Linked DNA regions of Mus musculus: region 1 is linked to region 2. A link is a loop called in an ENCODE intact Hi-C map of the cell type or tissue named here. Cell type or tissue: left cerebral cortex. All regions are shown on one strand. Each heading gives the region's core, and the rest is flanking DNA. Links, peaks and the distances in the headings are about the cores only.

What was found. Peaks named below come from ENCODE experiments on the same cell type or tissue, not always from the same donor. Only the 100,000 strongest peaks of a DNase experiment are listed, where the experiment ranks them.
Region 1: a loop joins it to region 2, with 2.0 times the contacts of the local background. A loop is called at or near these places in 2 of 42 quality-filtered maps.

Annotation. Positions count from the first base shown.
Region 1 is chr2:18,088,884-18,100,063 of GRCm38, forward strand. The region is part of intron 3 of Mllt10 (myeloid/lymphoid or mixed-lineage leukemia; translocated to, 10); the gene reads left to right. Among named protein-coding and RNA genes, the nearest start is that of Mllt10, 30 kb to the left of the region's middle. In left cerebral cortex, for the core only: a CTCF peak has its summit at 4,654 (motif pointing right); no DNase peak of the experiment used is centred there.
Region 2 is chr2:18,199,669-18,210,848 of GRCm38, forward strand. It overlaps Mllt10 (myeloid/lymphoid or mixed-lineage leukemia; translocated to, 10), which reads left to right. Exons shown (of 23, transcript NM_001252560.1): 17 at 3,933-4,087; 18 at 6,333-6,521; 19 at 6,883-6,971; 20 at 7,112-7,476; 21 at 8,115-8,211; 22 at 9,082-9,279; 23 at 11,100-11,180. The coding sequence ends at 11,144. It also overlaps a transcript of Dnajc1 not described here. Among named protein-coding and RNA genes, the nearest start is that of Gm39761, 8.7 kb to the left of the region's middle. In left cerebral cortex, for the core only: CTCF peaks have their summits at 3,444 (motif pointing right), 5,656 (motif pointing left) and 7,210; DNase peaks (open chromatin) are centred at 5,648, 7,323, 8,497 and 9,088; H3K27ac peaks cover 3,070 bases.

The DNA.
Region 1 (11,180 bases), core at 1,433-9,432, 110 kb before region 2:
GAATAGTCTTGAACTTAGAGCTTTGCTGGCCTCTGCTTCACCAGTGCTGGGATTATAGCTGTGCACCACCACTGATAGAGGTCAGTGGAGGCTTGCTGCTTACTGGCTTGTTCCTCATGGTTGCTTTCTGATAGAGCTCAGGAACACCGGCCCAGGGTGGTACTAACCATGGTGGTCCTCACCTTCCTCTCTCAATTACTAATTAAGAAAATGTTCTTTGTGTATGGCGAGCTCAATATGAAAAGCCTGTACATTCTAGGCATATGCCCTAACACTGAGCAGCTGTCCATCTCCAGCCCTCACTTTCTGAGCCTCCAAGGTGCTAGGATGTCTGCCTCCAGCGATCTGGGATTACAGTATGCCCCAGCATGCCTAGTCAAGATAAAGCTCGTCAAATACATTTTCCATTCAACTATGGTGTAAGTGTAGTGAGAAGTTGGGAATTTTGGTTTCTTTAAAATATACAGAAATCTTAGATGAAAGTGGTTTTGTTTTAATCCCAGGTGTGGGGTGTGGGGCGCATTGCACCGACCACAGCCTACTACTCTAGCAGAGGCATGTTTTTGCCAGCATCAGACAGTTGTGACAGCAATTGTGTGACTTGTATATGTGTGTGTGTTGTTTACAGAGGTTGGTTATGATATGTTAGTAGCCATGGTCAAAGAAGAAATGGAAAGAAATTAGACTCAGGGATTTTTCTAATTCCTTTCTCCCCTTTCTTCTTGTTTCTCTCCTGTCTAGTGTAAGGGGGTGAAATTGGAGAAGGGAGCAATAAAGGTTGGGAAAAAGAAGAACCCACAAAGTAGCAAAGACCAGTGACATATAAGTGCCTTGAAAGTAGTGTATATTTTGATTATGATTTATAAAGTTTTTAAAATCATGTTCTATATTCCTGTCATTTTGTTTTTGTCTTTTGTTTTTGTTTGTTTGTTTGTTTGTTTGTTTCTCTTTTTAAAGACAGGTTTCTCTGGTAGCCCGGCTGTTCTGGAACTCTGGGAACTTGTTCTTGAACTTGTTCTTGAACTCAAACAATCCTGCCCCTGCTTCCTGAGTCCTGACATGAAAGGCCTGTGCCGCTACTGCCTGGTTTTACCTTTTCTGATTCTGGAAGTTGATGTTTATTAGGGTACATTTCTGTGTATATTTATAATATTTTTCTTAAGATTTATTTTTAGTTTTTACTATGTGGATGTATGGGTGTTGGCCATGTGCATGCAGGTATTTGGAGACTAGAGGACACTGGATGCTCTGGAGCTAGAGTTACGGGTGCTGCGCTATACTCTGCTGTTCTGATGCTGTTCCAGGCGCTCTGGAAGATAAAGTGATCTCTCCGTGCAGTCCTGGCGGGGCTGGAACCTTCTATAGAAACCACACTGGCCTCAAACTTGGAGTGGCTGTCCTGATTCTGCCTGCCTGGTGCTAGCATTATAGATGGGAGCTCACATGCCTCTGGGGTATACCTGAGGTGATTTGTTTTTCCAGACAGGGTCTCCATATGTCCACATGTGATTTATGGTTATAACTTTAATCAGCTTTTCAGTATTACTTCCTTTGTGGCTCTAATTATACATTTGGCCTTTTGACATCATTGTAAAGCTAACTGAAATTTACTTTTTTAAAGTTCATTCTACTTTGTTTTACTTTGTTCCATGAGGATAGGGGAGATGGGTCAGCAGCTAAGTGCTTGTTATGTAAGCATAAGGGTCTGAGTTTTGGATTCACAGAACTCAGGAGAAAGCCAGGAATGCTGATCCCAGCACTGAACGGAACCATTAGGTTTTCTAGTCAGATAGTCTAACTACTTGGTGAGCTCAAGATACAGCAAGAGACCCTAGCTAGAAAAATAAGATGGGGGGCGGGCCATAGAAGAAAACATCTGATGCCAGTCTCTGGCTTTCATGCTGACATGGATGGGATGCTCAGTTCTCCACCCCTACTTGCAAACACATGCATACACCACACTACATATAATAAACAAACGTTACTACTAGGCTTTAGATGCTGTGAATCAGTTTTTTCTGTTAAGCCTTGTAATATTCATGTTTATAATTTCAAATTTTTGTTTATTTTTTAAGTATGTGTATTTTATGTATGTATGTATGTATGTATGTATGTATGTATGTATGTATGTGTACTGTTGCTCTCTTCAGACATACCAGAAGAGAGCATCAGTTCCTGTTACAGGTGGTTGTAAACCACCGTGTGGTTGTTGGGAATTGAACTCAGGACCTTTGGAAGAGCAGTTGGTGTTCTTAACTGCCTGAACCATCTTTCTAGCCCCTTGTTTACTTACTTTAAAACAAGGTCTCAAGTAGTCTAGGCTGGCCTTGAATTCCAGATATTCCTGTCCCTTCATCTCAAGTGCATATAGGCATCGTCTTAGAGTTTTACTGCTGTGAACAGACATCCTGACCAAGACAACTCTTATAAGGACAACATTTAATAGGGGCTAGCTTACAGGTTCGGACGTTCGGTCCATTCTCATGGGAGCATGGCAGCATCCAAGCAGGCATGGTGCAGGAATTGCTGAGAGGTTGCTAGTAGAAGACTGACTTCCAGGTAGTTAGGATAGGATCTTAAAGCCCACACCTATAGAGACACTGCAACAAAGCCATGCCTCTAAATAGTGCCACTCTCTGGACCAAGTGTATTCAAACCATGACAGCCATATAGCACTGTGGTTGAAAATTTTAAAACTTTAATTACTTGTTTGCTTCCTCTTGTTTTCTGCTTATATAAAATTTAGTTATTATAACTGTTTTAATGAGCTTATCTAATAGTTACCTGCATTTTAATACTGGTTTGATTAATTTTTATTTCATTACAGGTAGAATTTCCTGCCTTTGTATTATTAGTCTTAAAAAAATTTCCCTGGAGGGAGGGGTGGTGGTGGTGGTGGTGGTGGTGGTGGTGGGTGTATGTGTGTGTCTGGCGCTCTGTACATGGGGATGTACACGCCACAGTGAGTATTTGGAGGAAAGAGGACAACTGTTTAACTTTTGGGTCAACTCTGTCCTTCCACATGGGTCCCGAGTATTCAACTCAGGTTATTAGTATTGCCTACGAGCCATCTTTCCAGCCTACTGGTGTTTGTTTTCTTACCCTCGGATGGGATGCTCTGGCTTTTGGGAGTATGTATCAGTCACTTTGTGTTACGTTGCACCTTGTTCCCTCTGATTCTTCTGGCCTTGGGCAGCCCTCATATGTAAGTGCTGATTTGGTGTTCAACTAAAAGTTCTGGAATGAGCCTTTGTAGATTTCTTCATTTCTCTCTCTCTCTCCAGCTCTCTACTCAGTGCTGGTCTCCCTTGTGAGCTCTAGCCACCTTGGCTTCCTTGGACTCCCAGCTCCATTTCCTCAACTTGGGGAGACCACAGGCCCTGTCTGGGTTCCTCCTCCTTGTTCCTCGGCCTGAAAACTCTCCCAAGGCAGTAAGCTGGGCACTTTTGTGGCTGTGTCATGTTTCTTGTCTCTCAGGTATCATTGTGTTGTTTCTTGTCTAGTACCTTCAGTACTGTTGTTTTATTCATTTTGTTAGGTTTTTATTATTTCACATAAGAAAGCCGAATGAAGCGCCTTTTATTCACTGCATCTTGATTGGAAGTCATGTCATTGTGATACTTTGGGTGTCATCGTGAGCAGTTGAGCATTTTGAGCATGTTGTGGTTTGTGTGTTGACCTCAGTTCTAAGTCCACTCAGAGCTTTAGCTTCTTTAATTTCTCTATCTAGTTTAATTTGTATAAGGTTTTTATGTGTTGGAGATAGTGGTCTTTGTTAGAGAAATGTTTTAATACTTTCTCAAATCTGTGTAGTTTCACCAATTTATTTTCATAATTGTACCCTTAAGCAGAAATATTTAAATCCGATGAAGTCTAATTTGTCAGTGTTTTCTTTTATAGTTGTTGCTTACTGTGAGCTAAGACACTTTGCCTAACCCTGAAGTCATGAAGGTAATTTCCTTTAAATTTTTTATTTTTGCTAATTTATATTTAGGTCTGTGATACATTTCACATTATATTTTTTGTAGGTTTCAATTTTTGTGGATGGCTATGCAGTTACTTTGAATGAAACCTTTCTTCACTGCATTGCTTTTTGTACATCATGTTGTATAATTGGGGCCCTCTTTCAGAACTTCACCTTCAATTGGTCTGTTCACCTAGCCTTAGTTTTATCATGCTGTTCCAAATTTTGTAACTTTAGTAAATTTTAAAGTTAAAATTTCAAGTCTTTTAATCTTTTTCTCTTCAAGAGTGTATATAGTCTAAATTCACATTCTGTATACATACTAGGTTTTCTATTTCCTCCAAAAGGTCAATGAGATGATATTTGCTTTGGTCTGTAGATCAGTGTTAGAATTGACATATTAACAGTTTGAATCCTTGTATTTGTGTGTGTGTATGTGTGTGTGTATGTGTGTGTGTATGTATGTATGTATGTATGTATGTATGTATGTGTGTGTATGGTGGTCAGAGGACAATTTGTGGGAGTCTGTTTTGTTTCTCTTCACTCTGGAGGTCTTGGGGATCAAGCTCAGGCCTTTAGTTTTGTCAGCAAGCACCTTTACCTGCTGAGTCTTTTTACCAGCCTTGGCCCTATTTTAAAAAATATTTTTATGATCACATTGTAGCTGTCTTCAGACACACCAGTAGAGGGCATCAGATCTAATTACAGATAGTTGTGAGTCACCATGTGGTTGCTAGGAATTGAACTCAGGACCTCTGAAAGAGCTTTTAACTGCTTGAGCCATCTCTCTAGCTCCCTCCTCCCCTTTTATTTTTATTTTTTAAATAACTCATGCTGGCCTTGAACTTATATTCCTTCAGTACTAGGATTATTGGCTACAGTTTTTGCGGTTCTTGACTGTTGAGATATATATACATACTGATGTGTATATATACCGTTATGCTTGGCTAAAAGTGGAATTTTAATTTTTCTTAGAATTGAATTTTTTTTTTGAGAGATAATCTTTCTTTTTATCCCTTGCAGGACTGCAACTCATTATGTAGAACAGGTTAGCCTCAAACTTGAAGGCCTCTGTCTCCAGAGTCCAAAGATTAAAGGCACATGACACCAAGCCCAGCATGCTGTTGGCTTTTTATTAATGTCATTTTCAAATATAGATTTTATTATTTGAAATGTGTCAACAGATCAGGACCTACTGCCAATTAGAAGTGTTTTGCAATTCACTAGTCACTAGAAGGGAGAGGTAGGCCATGTCACAAAATGTTCTCTTTAGTGGTGCTGGCTGGGGTTGGCCATGTGGCAGAGGGATAAAAGGGGAACGTAAAGGAATGATGGGAGAAATGGGAGAATAAAGGTGAACAATTTAGGGTTGCTTTGTTGTACTTCCTTTTAGGGCTCTTTAGTTGGTCTATACTTGTTTCTGGGATGCCTCAGGTAGGGGAATACAACGTAAAGTTAGTAAAGTTAACGTAGGCTAAGAAAGTTAAGGCTATGGGGCTCTTGGTTTGCACATGAAAATTGTTTGTTGTCTCTTAAGAATTAGCTAGCTCTGGGAAAGAAAGTATTTTCAGAGTCAGAGGATTAAAAATGCAGGTTCTGGTGCAGAGCATATGCCTTGGATTTGACCTCTAGGGAGGACTGAAAACAAAAGCAAACCCAGCATGAAAACATAGCTAGGTGTAGTAGTTTCTATTTTGAAAGTCAGCACTTGGGAGGCTAGGCCTCTGAGGCATGCAGTGAGTGAGTAGTATACTTGAGAGTCTGCATCTCCAATGGCTGTTGAGTTTTGTTAAATACTGTTTTGGTATTGAGATGCTATATTTAAAATATTTGGTAAATTTCAAGGTTTTTTTTTTAATGTTATATTAATCTTGTATTTATGGGGTACATGTTTGTAATGTATTAATCTCTATTGTTGGATTCAGATTATTAATGTCAAATCTTTTTGAATTTAGGTACAACAGGAATTTTATAATTTTTTTGTAGTTATTGATATTATTGTTTTTTGTTTTATTAAAGTTTGAATTTTGTCCTTTTGGGACAGAGTGTCATTTAGCTCATGCTGACCTGGAAGTACTTTTTTTTTTTTCTTTTTTTTTCTTAAGATTTGCTTTAATTGCCGGGCATAGTGGCACATGCTTTTAATCCCAGCACTTGGAAGGCAGGTGGATTTCTGAGTTCGGGGCCAGCCTGGTCTACAAAGTGAGTTCCAGCACAGCCAGGGCTACACAGAGAAACCCTGTCTGGTGGGGGGTAGGGGGGCGGAAAGATTTGCTTTAATTTATGCGTATGTGTGTTTTATTTGCCTCTATGTCTGTGCACCACTTGCGTGCAGAGGTTCAGATGGTTGTTAGTCACCAAGTCCAGGGAACCTAACTCTGGTCCTCTGGAAGAAGCGCTGTGTGCTCTTCTTAACTGCTGGGCCGACTCTTCAAGCCTTTCCCTCTTTCCCTCTCAGTTTACAGGGGTTGATCACCACCAGAATTACTAATTATTTTGTCGCTTTTTACTTTTATTTTTAGGTTAGGAGGGCAGAGACAGACTTGGGAGGGGAACTGAGATTAATTAAGATGATTTGTTTAAGCATGGGCATGGAATTGTTTACCAGATGTCTCCCATCTCTTGCTGGTATTTTGATAATAAAGTTAGCTTTAAAGAACTCTATAGATTTTGTTTCATTTTAAGAAGTTATGTTTTTTAAGCATAAGGTGTTACATTTTTAACTTCTGGTTTCTCTGGTAATAATTTTTTTTATTTCCAATATTGATAAGTTATGTCTCCCATATGTCCTTGTACTATTATTGTTGTCTCAAACAAGATTTTACTATGAAGGCCAAGCTGGCCTTGAACTTGTGATTTTCCATATCTTTCCCAAGTGGTGGAATTACAGTTTTGTATATCATGTTCATTTTATCTCTTAAAAATCCAGGCTTACAATTTTTAGCTCCATTATTAACAAATGATCAACTTGGTTTTTAATCTTCTCCAATTCTTTTCTCTTTCCCCCACTTTGTTACTTTTCTTTTAGTGTCCCCCACCCCAACTTAAAAAAGATCTTTTTTTTTTGTCTCTCTGCTTATTTTTGTGTGTGTGGAGGTCAGAGAACAACGTATGGGGAGTTGGTTCTCCACCATGTGGGTTCTGAAAGTGAAACTTGAGTAGGCTTGGGGCCAAGCACCTCTCCTCTTGTTAGTCCTAGGCTGTTCTTTCAGTCTTCTGTTCTTTAGGCTGGACCTTACATCATTAACTTTATATTGCTTTTCCAATGTGGTAACAGAACGTATTCAGTGGTTTAAATTATTTTCATTTACTGTGTCTTGAGCAGGAGGTGATGGTATATATCTGTATGTAATGCTAACATTCTGAATGAAGAGACAGGAAAATTACTCTCAGCTTCCAGCCCAGATAGCCCCTTCTAGGCTAACCAGAGCTACATCACGAGACCCTACCTCAAATCAATTTTGTTTTAAAATTATATCTTAAATGGACTTATTTAAGGTCTTTAGTGAATGTGTCATGTATACTTAAGAAGTACATGTATTATACAGTGGCTGGGATTATCTGTCTCTTCGTTGTATGTGTGTTCATGTACATATGGAAACCAGAGATCCACATTCTCTGTGTCTGCCTCCTTGTTTTTGGATATGGAGTGTCTTGCTAATCCTTTTTTGCCAGCCTACTTGGTTGGCTAGTACAGCTCCAGGGATCTCAACCTTGTCAGTGTGGGAATTACAGGTGTGAGCCATTGTTTACATGTAGTTTAGACTTAGAAGTAATTTAAATATATTTTAGGATTACTTTTCTTTTTAGAGTTACTTTAATAATATACAATTAATGTACTATACAGTTCAAACATTTGAAGTGTGTAAATTTTTAGTTTTACAAAAAATTTCTTTTGTATTATGTGTGTGCATGAGCTGGCAAGGCTTGATGTCAGGCATCTTAAGCACACTTCCTCTTCCTCTCGCTGCCCCTCTCCCTGTCCCTGTCTCTCTGAGAAGGTCTCACTATGTAGCTCTGTCTGTTCTGGAACTCAGTATGTAGACCAAGCTTGGAATGGAGAGATCTGGCTGCCGCTGCCTCCTGCGTGTCGGGACTAAAGGTGTGCTGCACACCCATCATGTTTCACAGGGATACTGGGGATCTGAACTCAGATCCTTCCACTTGCAATGCAACCATTTTACTGACGAATCTTCTAGACTCTTTGTTTTGTTTTTGCTTTTTTCTTTTTCAAAACAGGGTTTCTCTGTGTAGCCCTGGATGTCCTGGAACTCACTTTGTAGACCAGGCTGGCCTCGAACTCAGAAATCCGCCTGCCTCTGCCTCCCGAGTGCTGGGATTAAAGGCGTGCGCCACCACACCAGGCTGGGAGTCAGTTCTCTTAGCAACGTGGGGCTAATGGTTGGCTTGATTTTTTTTCAGGTTGTGAAGTTTGGTGACAGGTACCTTTACTCATGAGCTGTCTTGAATGGCTCACTTTGTTTATTGTTGTCATCACCGTCATTATTACTTACTATTTGTGTGTTGGACACATATGGTGGGGATGCCACAGCAAGCATGTAGAAGCCAGAGGACAATTTATGGAGTTCTATCTTTTCATATTTACATGGTTTCCAGAGATAGGATCTCAGCTCACCAGCCTTGCTGAACCATCTTGCCAGTCTTTCCCTTTTACTTTTACAAAGTATGTTTGCTGCTGTTGAATTCTGCTTACTATTTTAATGTTAACTATTTGTTTGTGAGATAAAAATTGAATAATCCATTTCACCCAGACCTGCAGTTACCTAGTGTTTGAGAATCTTCACCTCACAGATCCTGCCATAGCTGTGCTAGAGTCTTCTGGATGCTTAACCATCACAATTGGTTATTTGCAGATATAGAGTACATATATAAATATATAATTTTGTATTGACAGTGAGTGCTTTATTTTATCACATTTATTATTTGGGTTTTGGTCAGGTCTGTGTCTGTATCTGTCTCTGCTCCCCCAACCCCCTCTTTCTGTTTTACTGTTTTTTTTTTTTTTTTTTTTTTGGTTTTTCGAGACAGGGTTTCTCTGTGTAGCCCTGGCTGTCCTGGAACTCACTTTGTAGACCAGGCTGGCCTCAAACTCAGAAATCCGCCTGCCTCTGCCTCCCCAGTGCTGGGATTAAAGGCGTGCGCCACTACGCCCGGCTTGTTTTACTGTTTTTGAGAGAGGGTTTTCTTGCGTAGCCCTTGCTGCCCTGGAGTGTGCTTTGTAGAGTAGACTGGTCTTGAATTTTGTGCAGTCCTCTTGTTTTTCTTTATAGTGTGGAAAGTACAGGTATGTACCACTGTGTCCTCGAGCCTCCTTTCTGTTTGGTTTTGAGTTCTCTGAACATTTCTTTTTCTGCATAGTGTAGTTGTCTCTCTCCCTTCCTTCCATCTCTTCTAGTTATTCTGCAGTGCTGGTTTTTACAGTGCTAAACAATTAACTCAGAACCTTCCACATGTTAGGGAGCTCTCCACAATCCAATTATATCATGTCTAGCTTTGTTTTATTTTTGAGACAGGATCTCCATATAGTACAGGCTAGCCTGAACTTGCAACAGTCCTCCTGATTTTGTGTCCTCTGTGCTACTGGACCAGGCTTGATTTGTAATGGTTTTTGCTTTTTTCTTCAACCTTGTAAATGCCTCTAAGCTACATCTCTACATCTTTAGTTCTATTCTGTTAATAACTTTTCCTTTGTTGATATTTCCCATTTTATTTATTCCAGGTACATATTCTATTTCATGTGTATTTTATTTATTTAATTTGTTTAGTTTCACTGTGTATCTCTGGCTATCCTGGAACTCAACATGTAGACCAGGTTGGTCTCAAATCTGCTACCTCCAAAGTCTGGGTAAATTTGGAGTTGACTTTGATTTCCTTTTGTTTTGACAATGATTAGCCTTTTTGTCTAGTTCTTTACAGGTCAAGTAATGTAGATCATCTCACAAACTCTTTTATTTGTTGAAAAGGACGTGTTCTATTGTATTCCTCTGAAGGAGCAAATTTTTGGGGAGGTGGGAATGTAGTTTAGTAGTCATTATCTAGTCATTACCTCAGAAGCCAAGCCTGATGAGTGTATGGAACACGCTTATCATGCTAGCACTAGAAAGTAGACAGGAGGACCAGACTTTCAAGATATGCCAAATAGGCATTTGCACAAGACCCTGTCTCAAAAAATAAAAACATTCTCTGTGTATAGAAGTTGAGGCACATGCATGCCAACGGTGAATGTTAGTTCCGTGGGTCCTCAGTATTCAGCTTGACATCCACTTTACCCACTGAGATGTCTCCTAGCCCTGAAATGGACATTTTTTAAAAAAAATCAGAGTTGGTTGATTCTTTGGATTCAAACCATCTTGTATGTATTCTGAATACTTCTTTTAAACTTCTCAGCTTGAGCTGGGCCAGTGGATTGCGTTGTATATGTATGATAGAAGGTTAACAAAAGATTTGGGTTGATTATTTAAAAGTAGGGTTCTTCCTCCTCAGTTTACCCCATTTGGGATTCAGATCTTATGTTACAGATACGGAAGATCTTCTGAACCCTCAGTTGTGGTTCTTTGGTATTATGACTACAGGAGTCTCTAAGGGTTGGCTTTGTCCTGTCTTCAGGGTAACATTAAAAAAAAAAAATCTAAACTCTGATGGTGGTTCTTCTCAAGTTTTCACTTAGTATAGATTCTAGATGCTTTTTATTTTTATCTGCCATGCATCTCATTCAGTTAGCAATTACTTGTGTTCTTCAGAGGTTATAGTTTTTATCTGTATTATTACAGGTTGGTCCTCTCATAAACCACTCTTAGAAGTTTAAATTCATCTACTATTGATTTTAAAGTATGTATGATATAGTTCAGCTGATTGTAATTACATTTCTTCTTAAATTTTGAGATAGGACTTTATGTAACATAGCCAGGCTGACCTCAGATTTATTATGTAGCTGAGGATAATCTTGAATTCCTCTTGCCTCTACCTTTCAAGTGTTGGTATTACAGTTGAGGTCCACCAAAACTGGTCCAGAACCTTTAAAGACCTTTTCCCCTTCTGGCCCACTGTGTAGCAGTGGCTGGCTGGCCTGGAACTTGCTATGTTGATCAAGCTGGGGTTGAATTCAGGACATTCATTTCTCTCCGCCTCCCACGTATACATTACCGTGCTCAGCAAGCTGAGTCTTTATTCAAAGAAAAAAATGGATTTTTTTTTG
Region 2 (11,180 bases), core at 1,702-9,701:
CCAGTTTCCTCTCTGCAGCCCCCTTATTCCATCCTCCCTTACCCTGCTTCTATGAGGGATCCTCCACCCACCCACCTACTCACTCCTGCCTCACCACCCTAGCATTCATTCCCCTACATTGGGGCATCAAGCCTTCACAGGACCAAGAGCATCCCACCCATTGATGTCACATAAGGCCCCTTCAGCTCCTTCAGTCCTTCCCTTACCTCCTCCATTGGGGTCCCTGTCCTCAGTCCCGTGGTTGGCTGCGAGCATCTGTATCTGTATTGGTCAGGATCTGGCAGAGCCTCTCAGGAGACAGCTGTATCAGGCTCCTGTCAGCAAGCACCTTTTGGCTTCCTCAATAGTGTCTGGGTTTGGTGTCTGTGTATAAGATGGATCTCCAGGTGGGGCAGTCTCTAAATGGCCTTTCTCCTTCACTCTCTGCTCCACTCTTTGTCCCTGTATTTCCTTTAGACAGGAACAATTCTGGATTACAATTTTGGAAATGTGTGGGTCTCCCCATCCCTCAACGGGGGTGGGGGGGTGGGGTGGTGGTGGTGGTGGTGGTGGTTAACCTTTGGATATTGTCTCTACAGGTTCTCCCTCCTTTGTGTGGGGTATTTCAGCTAATGTCATCCCGTGGGGTCCTGGGAAGTGCTTGCTTTCCTGGCATCTGGGACTTTCTGGTTGCTACCCCCAGTTCCCCATCCCCCATTGCTGTTCAACTGTGTTCAATTTCCTGACTCTCTGTACATCTCCTCCGTCTCTTCCCATACCTGATCCTACCCCTCTTTTACCCCTCCCCTTCTTCTCTTCCTCCCAAGTCCCTTCCACCCTCTACTTCCCTTGATTGTATAATTCCCCCTTCTAAGTAGGACTGAAGTATCCCCTTTGGTCTTTTTTCCTCTTGAGCTTCATGTGATCTGTGAGTTGTATCTTGGGTATTCCACTCTCTTTGCCCATCAGTGTGTACATACCATGTGTGTTCCTTTTTGACTGAGTTACTTCACTCAAGATATTTTCTAGATCTATCCATTTGCCTGGGAATTTCATGAAGTCATTGATTTTAATAGCTGAGCAGTATGCTATTGTGGAAATGTACCACATTTTCTGTATCAATTCCTTTGTTGAAGGACTTCTGGGTTGTTTCCTGCTTCTGGATATTATAAATAAGGCTGCTCCGAACATAGTGATCATTTCATTAGATGCTGAAAAACCATTTGACAAAATTCAACACCCCTTCATGTTAAAAGTCTTGGAAAAATCAGGCCCATACCTAAACAGTAGCCAACATCAAACTAAATGGAGAGAAACTTGAAGAAATCACACCAAAATCAGGGACTAGACAAGGCTTTCCCTACCTTATTCAGTATAGTACTTGGAGTTCTAGTTAGAACAATTAGACAACAAAAGATCAGCCGTATACAAATTGGAGAAGAAGAAGTCAAAATATCACTATTTGCAGATTATATGATAGTATACTTAAGTGACCCCAAAAATTCCAAGTGGACCAAGGACCTCCATATAAAACCAGATACACTAAATCTAATAGAATAGAAAGTGAGGAAGAGCCTCGAGTACATGGGCACAGGGGAAAATTTCCTGAACAGAACACCAATGGCTTATGCTCTAAGATCAAGAATCAACAAATGGGACCTCATATGCTTTTGTAAGGCAAAGGACACTGTCAATAAGACAAAACAGCAACCAACAGATTGGGAAAGGATGTTCACCAAGCCTACATCCAATAGAGAGCTAATATCCAGTATATACAAAGAACTCAAGAAGTCAGACTCCAGAGAAACAAATAACCCTATTAAAAATGGGGTACAGAGCTAAACAAAGAATCCTCAACTGAGGAACACCGAATGGCTGAGAAGCACCTAAAAAAAAGTCTTCAAAATCCTTAGTCATCAGGGAAATGCAAATCAAAACAACCCTGAGATTCCACCTCACACCAGTTACAATGGCTAAGATCGAATACTCAGGTGACAGCAGATGCTGGCAAGGATGTGGGGAAAGAGGAACACTCCTCCATTGCTGGTGGGATTGCAAGCTTGTACTCTGGAAATGAGTCTGGTGGGTCCTCAGGGAGCACATTTCTTTACCACTGTAGATACTGTCCAGTAACCTCATCCATTTCCCTAGAGTGTCTAAACATAGACCTTTCCTCATATAATTCCTACAGTATAATTATGTGAAAGTAATGTGGTTTTTTTTTTCTTATTAAAATCTGGAGAAAATATTTCTCAGTTGGAACCAAGGAGTCTGAAATACAGAATGAGAAAATTATACCACTGCTCTCTTATTTTTATATTGTATTTCTATACTGTTTATAGTTTCCTTTTCAAATGAGGAAGTTAGTAGACTCCTGCTCATGTTTAGTAGAGGAAGGGTTTCCATGTCCCCCTTTTAAAGTTACATCATCACACAAGTTATCCAAAATGGATTCAGAAGCCCTTGGTGCAATTTTGCTTAGTAAAACTTTTTATTTTAAGCAGACCATAATACAATGCTACTAAATTATTTTTAGTGTGCATTGAAGCATTACATTACTCTTTAAAAATCAGCCCAAAGTGGAATGGCCCAACTAACCCTGACATCATGTATTTGGAATGTGGTGGCTAGCTTACGATGCTTGCATGTAGAATGCCTTACTGCTTGAAGTCTTTAAGAAATGGATACATAACAAGCTTTTTGCCAGGACCAGACCTCTAGTTCATTGCTAGAAGACTGTTGTTTTCCAACTTGAGCTCTATGTACAAGACTTGGTCTTTCTTAATTGACTAAGCAAACTTTGAGAATTTCCTGGTCCTTGTGTGGCACCTCCTCCTCCTCCTCCTCCTCCTCCTCATTTGTAAGTGGAGGTCATTGTATAAAATAGTTAGGGTACTAATGCATTTCACTGTTGCATTGAGGGAGAAAGGAGACCAGAGACCAGAGACATTGGAAAAGTAAAACTGAACATAAGAATAGAACACGTTCATTTTCATCTGTTTTAGAAGGGTTAAGATTTGTTTGAAGAACTAATCTATGACATTTAAACATGCTTGTATCACCTACATTCTATACAGATAAATCACATTGAAATGATAGAAGTAAAATGTATTTTCATTTTTCGTTAAAAATCATTAATGTTTTTGTTTTTCGAGACAGGGTTTCTCTGTGTATCCTTGCCTGTCCTGGAACTCACTTTGTAGACCAGGCTGGCCTCGAACTCATCAATCCGCCTGCCTCTGCCTTCCGAGTGCTGGGATTAAAGGCATGCGCCACCACGCCCAGCCTAATTTTTCTTTTTATTGGACTTTAAGATTCAAATGTCCTCCACAGTGTTACATTTGTAGTGTTAGTCTGATAACATGTACATTAAGACAGTTAGAGAATTTTATTTTAATGTGTATATGTACTTTCCCTGCATGTACATCATGTATGTGCATCATCTGAAGACGTAGTGCCTGAGGAAGCCAGAAGAGGGCATTACATCCCCAGGAATTAGCGCTACAGACAGAGTTGTGAGCTGTCATGTGGGTTTTGGGCACTAGACCTGGGCCTTGTGCAAGAGCAGCGAGTACTCTCAACCCCTGGGTCAGCTTTTCAGCCCCTCTCTCCTTTCCAGGCTCTGTCTATTTTATAGCTCTTCTAATGTCTGGTTTCTCTATGTCTTATAAAGAAAGCCATTCTGTTTGTTCACAGCCTACTTCAAAGAACACTGGTCATTTATTTTCTAGTGTTTTTTAATTATTTACTATGTTCAACTATTTTACTTTATAATTTAATGAGGAAGAATGACAATGACTCAATTATGATCTTATTGAGACCTCTGCCATAGGCCATTTGGTGCTAGAAAATGTATACTGCAGAATGGTCTCTCAGCACAGCGTAGGAGATTGTTGTGCAGGTTCTTAGACACATTCCTTTCCTTTTAATTTGAGATTAAATGTTTTTGACAGATCCCCTGTGAGCAACTTACAGCTTCGCTATGATCAACCGAGCAATAGCAGTTTGGAAACTGTGCCTCCAGTAGCAGCAAGTATTGAACAGCTCTTGGAGAGGCAGTGGAGTGAAGGACAGCAGTTTTTACTAGAGCAGGGGACTCCTGGTGACAGTAAGTATTCATTTTCTTGTGTCTAAAATATGGATACTTGGAAGTGGGCAGTGGTGGCGCACGCCTTTAGTCCCAGCACTCAGGAGGCAGAGGCCGGTGGATCTCTGAGTTCAAGATCAGACTGATCTACAAATCAAGTTCCAGGACAGCTGGTTCTGCACAGAGAAACTGGGCCCCCCAAAATACAAACAAATACATAAATACAGAAAAACTGTTTACCCAAATAATGACATTATGTCAGGCACTATATGTAATTTGAGAAGGTATGTCACATGGTTTGTCAGAGCTAACTTTATATTTTTAACTCCAAATTAGTCTTTATTCATCTTTAAGAATATCTCCGGCAAGTTTTTGTTTAAGTTCTTTAGTGTCTTGTGAACTTGATAGAAAGGCTGTCCCTTTTTCCTAGGGTTGAAGATAAATGACATGAAAATTGAAAAAGCTTGCCTTCTGTGCTTTGTGTTATCTGTCACTGGTTGAAATAAACAGCTGCTGCTGTCCCTCTGTCCTACTAGACTTTGCTCTTGACACCTTGTGAGAACATACAGTCTCTCCTCTCAGCTCAGGATTTAAACAAAGATTCCTGTACCCAGAGATCATCATCATCATCTTCTTTTCCTTCTTCTTCCTCCTCCTCTTTTTTTTTTAAATGTATCTAGACAGCTATAGTTAGGTTTCAGATTTTAGAATTTGAAGGAATAGTAATTAGGCAGACAAGTGATACCTGTTTCTAATTCTGCCACTTAACAGGTAGAAGCAGGTGGCACACATCTTTAATCCCAGCACTTGGGAGGCAGAGGCAGGCTGATCTTTGTGAGTTTGAGGCCAGCCTGGTCTACATAGAGAATCCCAGAAGAGCCAGGGCTACTTATTTAGACCCTGTTCTTGCAAAAGGAATAGTAATTAGTAAATTTTATATTTAATCAGAATGTTAATCATACTTATGAAGTTATACGTTATATCTTGTATGTACATATTTAGTATTAATACCAATGGTGCGGGATGTGGAAAGCAAAAACAAAAACACAGTTGGAGCAGCTGAGGGGGAAGAGTAGGTGGGTTTATCATTTTGGTTTGTAACTTTCAGTGCTTTATTTTTATTTTATTTTAAAAACTAGACTTAAAAAAAATTACTAGTGAGTGAAGTGCCTTGAATTAATGTTTTATGGACAGTGCCCCTACTGAAAACTGTTGAAATGTGAGGAAATGGATGTGAGCATAACCTTTTAAACAGGATAGGTAGAGGACAGGCTAGCTGTCTTATTGTCTCATCTGGGCACCATAAGGGGGATAAAATTTAAGTCTGGTAATGCTAGAGGGTCTTTGGACGGCCCTGAGATCATGTTAAGCAAATACATCTTTTTAATACCTGGAATTTTTCAAATGTCCATCACCATGGCCTAACAGCAATGTTCTTGATTGGCAGTTGAAAGTCCAAGCCTTGGAAGAATTAACACAGTATCTTAGGTGATCAGGCAGGGCCATAAGCTTGTTAACAGATGAGGAGGCCTCTCTTCCTCAAGCAAGAAATAGCAGGGGTGCAGATACAGCGCTCCCTGCTGGGGAGCCTTGGAAGAGACAGGCTGAACAGCTTTCTGCCAGTTGTGTGGCAGCAGGCTTGGTGGTAATGGTGGCTGTGGCTGTGGCTGCGGCGGTGGCTGCTGCTGCTGTTTTGGGTCCTGAAGAGTCTGCCCAGGCCCTTGTGCATGCCAAATGCATGCTTGCTTTTCCATAGACAGCATCTCCCAGCTCCTGCATATTTAAACAGTAACTAAGAAAACGTGTCCTTATTGGAGGTAAAACATATTGGTGTTAATTTTCCTATTGTAACTTTTAGTTTTGTCATTATTTTTTCTTATATAAAATCATGACAAGTACTTTGAAATTTTAACTAAGTTTTATTTTGAGGAAAATAAAATGCCATCATTTTTCTTTGAGGATAGAAACTACTTGAACATGACTGAGGTAGGTTATTGTTTGACACACACACACACCCCCACATACGTGCACTGGCGAGCACTTGCTCGGATCAAAGCTTCCATGTGGTACAGCTGGATATAGTGTTCCTTAACATGATGCTTGTATCAACATTCAGATCTAGGAATAAACCCTAGTCATGTTAGTATTAGCCTACAAAATTCCTACATAGTTAAGTCTGAGGCAATTGATGCTATGACCATAAAATAGTCATGGGAATGGAGATGTCTTTGCTTTAAAAAAAAAAAGTCACAGAAATATTTTCCAGTTCTAGGAATGTTAAAGTCATTACATCAACTTCAAGTTGAAAATCGAAGATTAGAAGAACAGATCAAAAATTTGACTGCCAAGAAAGAACGTCTTCAGTTGTTGAATGCACAGCTTTCAGTGCCTTTCCCAGCCATAACGACAAACCCCAGTCCGTCCCATCAGATGCACACATACACAGCACAGACTGGTGAGTACCACAGCACTGTTTCTAAGGGAAGTGGGATGGACTCTAATGGTTACCAGTTACATGATGAAGATGGTAAGTTAGTTGTGAGGGACAGAGACAGACAGCCCTAGTAATTCCCTTGAATTTGTTTTCACTTCAGAGGATAGTTTAGTGGTAAAATTTATTTAAATGTAAGATTTCATTTTTGAAATAAAGCTACAACATTCAACACAAAGACACCTTCTCCCTCTTCCCCCACCCCCCAGTTAAATAAGTGTTAGGGATAACAGGATTGTGGGCTTCAGCATCTACTTTTAATTAGCCTTTAATACACATACTATAATTAATAGGGCCTGTGTTTGTTCTCTTCCCCTGTTTCTAGCTCCTCCTCCTGATTCCCTGAACAGCAGTAAGAGCCCACATATAGGAAACAGCTTTTTACCTGACAATTCTCTTCCTGTATTAAATCAGGTAAACTTTTTTGAGAGTGGTTAAATGTTCATTTGTGTGTTTTACTTGCAAACATTGCACCTTACATTGAATGATTTAAAATAATGCTAAACAGTCTTGCTGTGCTCTTTGCAACTTCAGTTTCATTCTTATTACACTAGGACTTGACCTCCAGTGGACAAAGCACCAGCAGTTCTTCTGCTCTTTCTACTCCCCCTCCTGCTGGCCAGAGTCCTGCTCAGCAGAGCTCTGGAGTCAGTGGGGTTCAGCAGGTGAATGGCGTGACAGTGGGGGCACTAGCTAGTGGGATGCAGACCGTCACATCCACCATCCCAGCTGTGTCCGCAGTGGGTGGAATAATTGGAGCTCTGCCAGGTAACCAACTGGCAATTAACGGCATTGTGGGAGCTTTAAATGGTGTGATTCAGACTCCAGTCACAATCTCCCAGAACCCTGCCCCTCTCACCCACACCAGTGTACCACCTAATGCAGCGCATCCAATGCCGGCCGCCGCACTGACCAACAGGTAAGAGGCTTGCTTCAGTACGTTGTTGTGGTTGCCGTTGTTATTATTATTTGGTTTTCTTCATGCAACATGTTATTAGTGTTGTCTTTGTTTTGGGTTAGGATTTTTTAATGTATTTTGTAGATGTTCTCTAAAAAAATTAAGTGCTAGCTACTCATGGATTGCTTGTTTTTTAAATTGATGTAATTCAATTAAAAATAGATTTCAGTATCATATTAAATATATTTTGTTGAAAATGTCGGTCCTGATCTGGGATATCAAACTTAAAATGTTACTTTTCCTTATTACATACATGTATACTAAATTTTGAAAAGGCATTTTTGTGGCGGTCACATGATACTGGCTCCTCACATTTGAACAGCACAATTTTGATATTTCTCTATCAGAGATTTTGATGCAGTAAGGAACAGATGAATACTGTTATTACAAACACATACGTTTGTATCTTTTTAAACTAAATTCCTGACTAAGTTTCTGTTACTTGATGGTCGAGTTTACGTATATAAGGAGAAAGAATAATTTGTACATAATGAAGCCCTGTAGTTCAAATGAATTTGTTAACACCCCAATGAAGAAGCTGCCTTTGACATCCCCCTGAGGAGGTTACAGTAGAAAGTAAGGCTGTGATGGTTTTTCAGTGCCTCGGGACTAGGGCTGCTGTCGGACCAGCAGAGACAGATGTTTATCCAGCAGCAGCAGTTCCAGCAGCTGTTAAACTCCCAGCAGCTCACACCCGTAAGTCCTTTGTTTGACAAGGTTTTACTTTTGTCAGTGTCTGGTGTTGTGGCTATCCCGGGCTCCTCCTTTGTGAATGTGGGTCTTAGAAGTTGCTGTTTCTTAGCCATCTCGGAACCATGTGCTGTCTACAATGGCCTAGATTCTCCTGCATCATTCATTAGTCAAGACAGTGCGTATAGGCCAATCTGATTGAAGTATTTTCTCAATTGAGGGTCCCTCTTCAGATAACCTGCTTGTGTGTTAACAAAGCCAAGCAGCACAGCATCCAACTGCTGCTGTTTCTGTTGTGTGTTCTTCACGGACAGCCTCATTTGAAGACACTTCTGTATTTGCCTCTACTGTGTTTTAAAAATGGGCAACTCAGCTGGATGACAGCAGCAGCACACACCTTTCATCCCAGCACTTTGGTTGCAGAAGGCAGATGGATCTTTGAATTCCAGGACAGCCAAGGCTACACAGAGAAACCCTGTCCTGAAAAACAAAAATCAACCAAATCAATTAAAAATGGTCAATTCCCAAGTGGTGCTGGGTTACTACCTATGCAGTTGCTTTCCTGGATGCTGGTCTTTATCCTGTTTGTTTTTAAACAGACTTCACCATAGTCTTGGCTAGCATGACACTATGGAGACCAAACTGTTGAGAGAGAGAGAGAGAGAGAGAGAGAGAGAGAGAGAGAGAGAGAGAGAGATCGATCTGCATCTGCTTGCCAGTCAATCAAATGCTGGGATTCAAGGCCTGTGCCACCACACTCAGCTCTTGTTCTCTTAGCAGTGACTGTGCTTTAAATAACACTGTAGGAGAGAGATGGAGAAGGCAGGCTTTGCTGACTCTGGCTGAAGCTCATCTTTCATCCCACTTTTTCTGAAGGAACAGCATCAGGCCTTCCTATACCAGCTGATGCAGCAGCAGCACCACCCGCCTGAGCTCCAGCAGCTGCAGCTCCCGGGACCCACGCAGATCCCCATCAACAATCTCCTTGCAGGTGCTCAGGCGCCTCCACTCCACACAGCTACCACCAACCCCTTCCTCACCATCCACGGGGACAGCACGAGCCAGAAGGTCACAGTAAGTATGTTTTGTGCTGCATCTTGGAAGCAGGGTGAGCCAAGTTGGATGGTCTTGTCTTTTTCCATGTTATTCCCCCGACCTTTTCTTCTTAGGGCCAGTTGTTTTAGCAGCTGGATATTGCAAACTGAGTGTCTAAGCTAACTTAATTTACGCCTCTCTTAAGTATATCATATAAGGTTATAAGGCCGTTTGTAATACAGCATTTTCTAAAATGTTAGCAAGATATATGAAATTAGCCCATTCAAACAGATTGGTTTTTTTTTTTCTGCTTTTAAAATGGAGTCACATTTTTGATATGGTAAAATACACAAAATTAGGGCAGAATTCCTAACATTATTCCAGATTCCTTGAGAAAATCAGTTGCTGTGCTGCAGAGATGTCCACACCAACAGCATCCAAAGCCCCGCTGCTCTCAGCACCTGTCACTCCAGCTCCAGGATGCCCGGCTCACTTTGTTTTTCTGTAGGCACCTGCACACATACACACAATAGAAATGTTCCCAAAACTTAATTACAGTCACAATTTTAATAAAATGTAAAATTTAAATTTTTTGACCTTATAATTTGTAAGTCATAGTATCTCATCCTTGAGGGGCAAAGGTCAACACGTGAGCAACCTGCACAGGGGCTCCTGTTTTAGGAAGTCCTGCAGTGCAGACAAGGAGACCTGGTGCCAGGAGGGGAAAGAATCCAAGGGCCAGAGGGACGCCTGCAAATCTGAGTACTGGTATTACCATATTCATTGCTTTGAGATTTTTCTCTCGTTTTAACCTTCAGAAACATTAGTTTTCATTTAGTAATGAACACTGGTTCCGAATGTGGGCTAACTGCCGAGTGCTTTCTGTTTGTCCTCTCCTGTGTGCCTGCTTCCTAAGTGTGGGAGCTGTTACCGTGCATCTTGCCCGCTTTCCCTACGAAGGAGTCTATGCTTATATAGACATTTGACACACTTTATTGTGCTTTCTGCTCATGGATATTTTCCACATTAAAAATAGATTAATTTTTAGTGGAAGATCCACAATAAAGAATGAGAGTAACCAGCTTCTTGGGGGGGGGGGGGCAACAGCACATAAGCTCAGCTGCTCGGTGGCTAAAGCTGGAGGGTCATGAGTTTGTGGACAGATATATATATATGCCCCATATCTATCCGCCCCTCCCTTCCCCGCCTCCCCCCTCTCCTTCTCAGGCCCCCCTCCCCAAGACAAGGACTCTGTATAGTCCTGGCTGTACAGGAACTCAGTATGTAGACAAGGCTGGCCTTGAGCTCATAGGACCTGTTTATCTCTGATCCGTTCTTTTGGGATTAAAAACAGGCACTTACCACACCTTGCTGAGACCTAATCTCAAGACAAACATCAAAACCAACTGTAAGCTGGTTGGGAGGGAAGTTAAGGAGTCCCTGCCAGGTACAATGTCATATGTGATTTCAGTTCTTGTAGGTGGGAACCCACTTACAATAGGCAAGAGCTAAGAGAGGTCAAGAACATATACGACTATGGGGTCAACTATGGCTTTTTCCTAGTTCATTAAAACTCAGTATTTGCCCTCCTTTGCTCCTCCTATGGAAAGGTGGATCAGGAAAGGTGATGCTACATCCTTAGAATTGTGTCCAAGGATGGGCTCGCCACCTTGGTGCCTTTCCATGTGCGCAGTGTGGTGATATAAATAAATCCATGGTCACTCTGGGGAAGACTAGCTGACTTGAGGAGAAATCACTTGTACCACATTGAACCAGCGACAGTCTCAGAGGGTACTGTCTCATCTTGGCCAACATTGGTTGAACTAATTAATGCTTCTTATTTCTGTTTTGAACTGCAGAGACTTAGTGATAAAACTGGGCCTGTAGCTCAAGAGAAAAGTTGACACTTGAAAATGGCCAGAACTCGCCTTTCCTGCTGT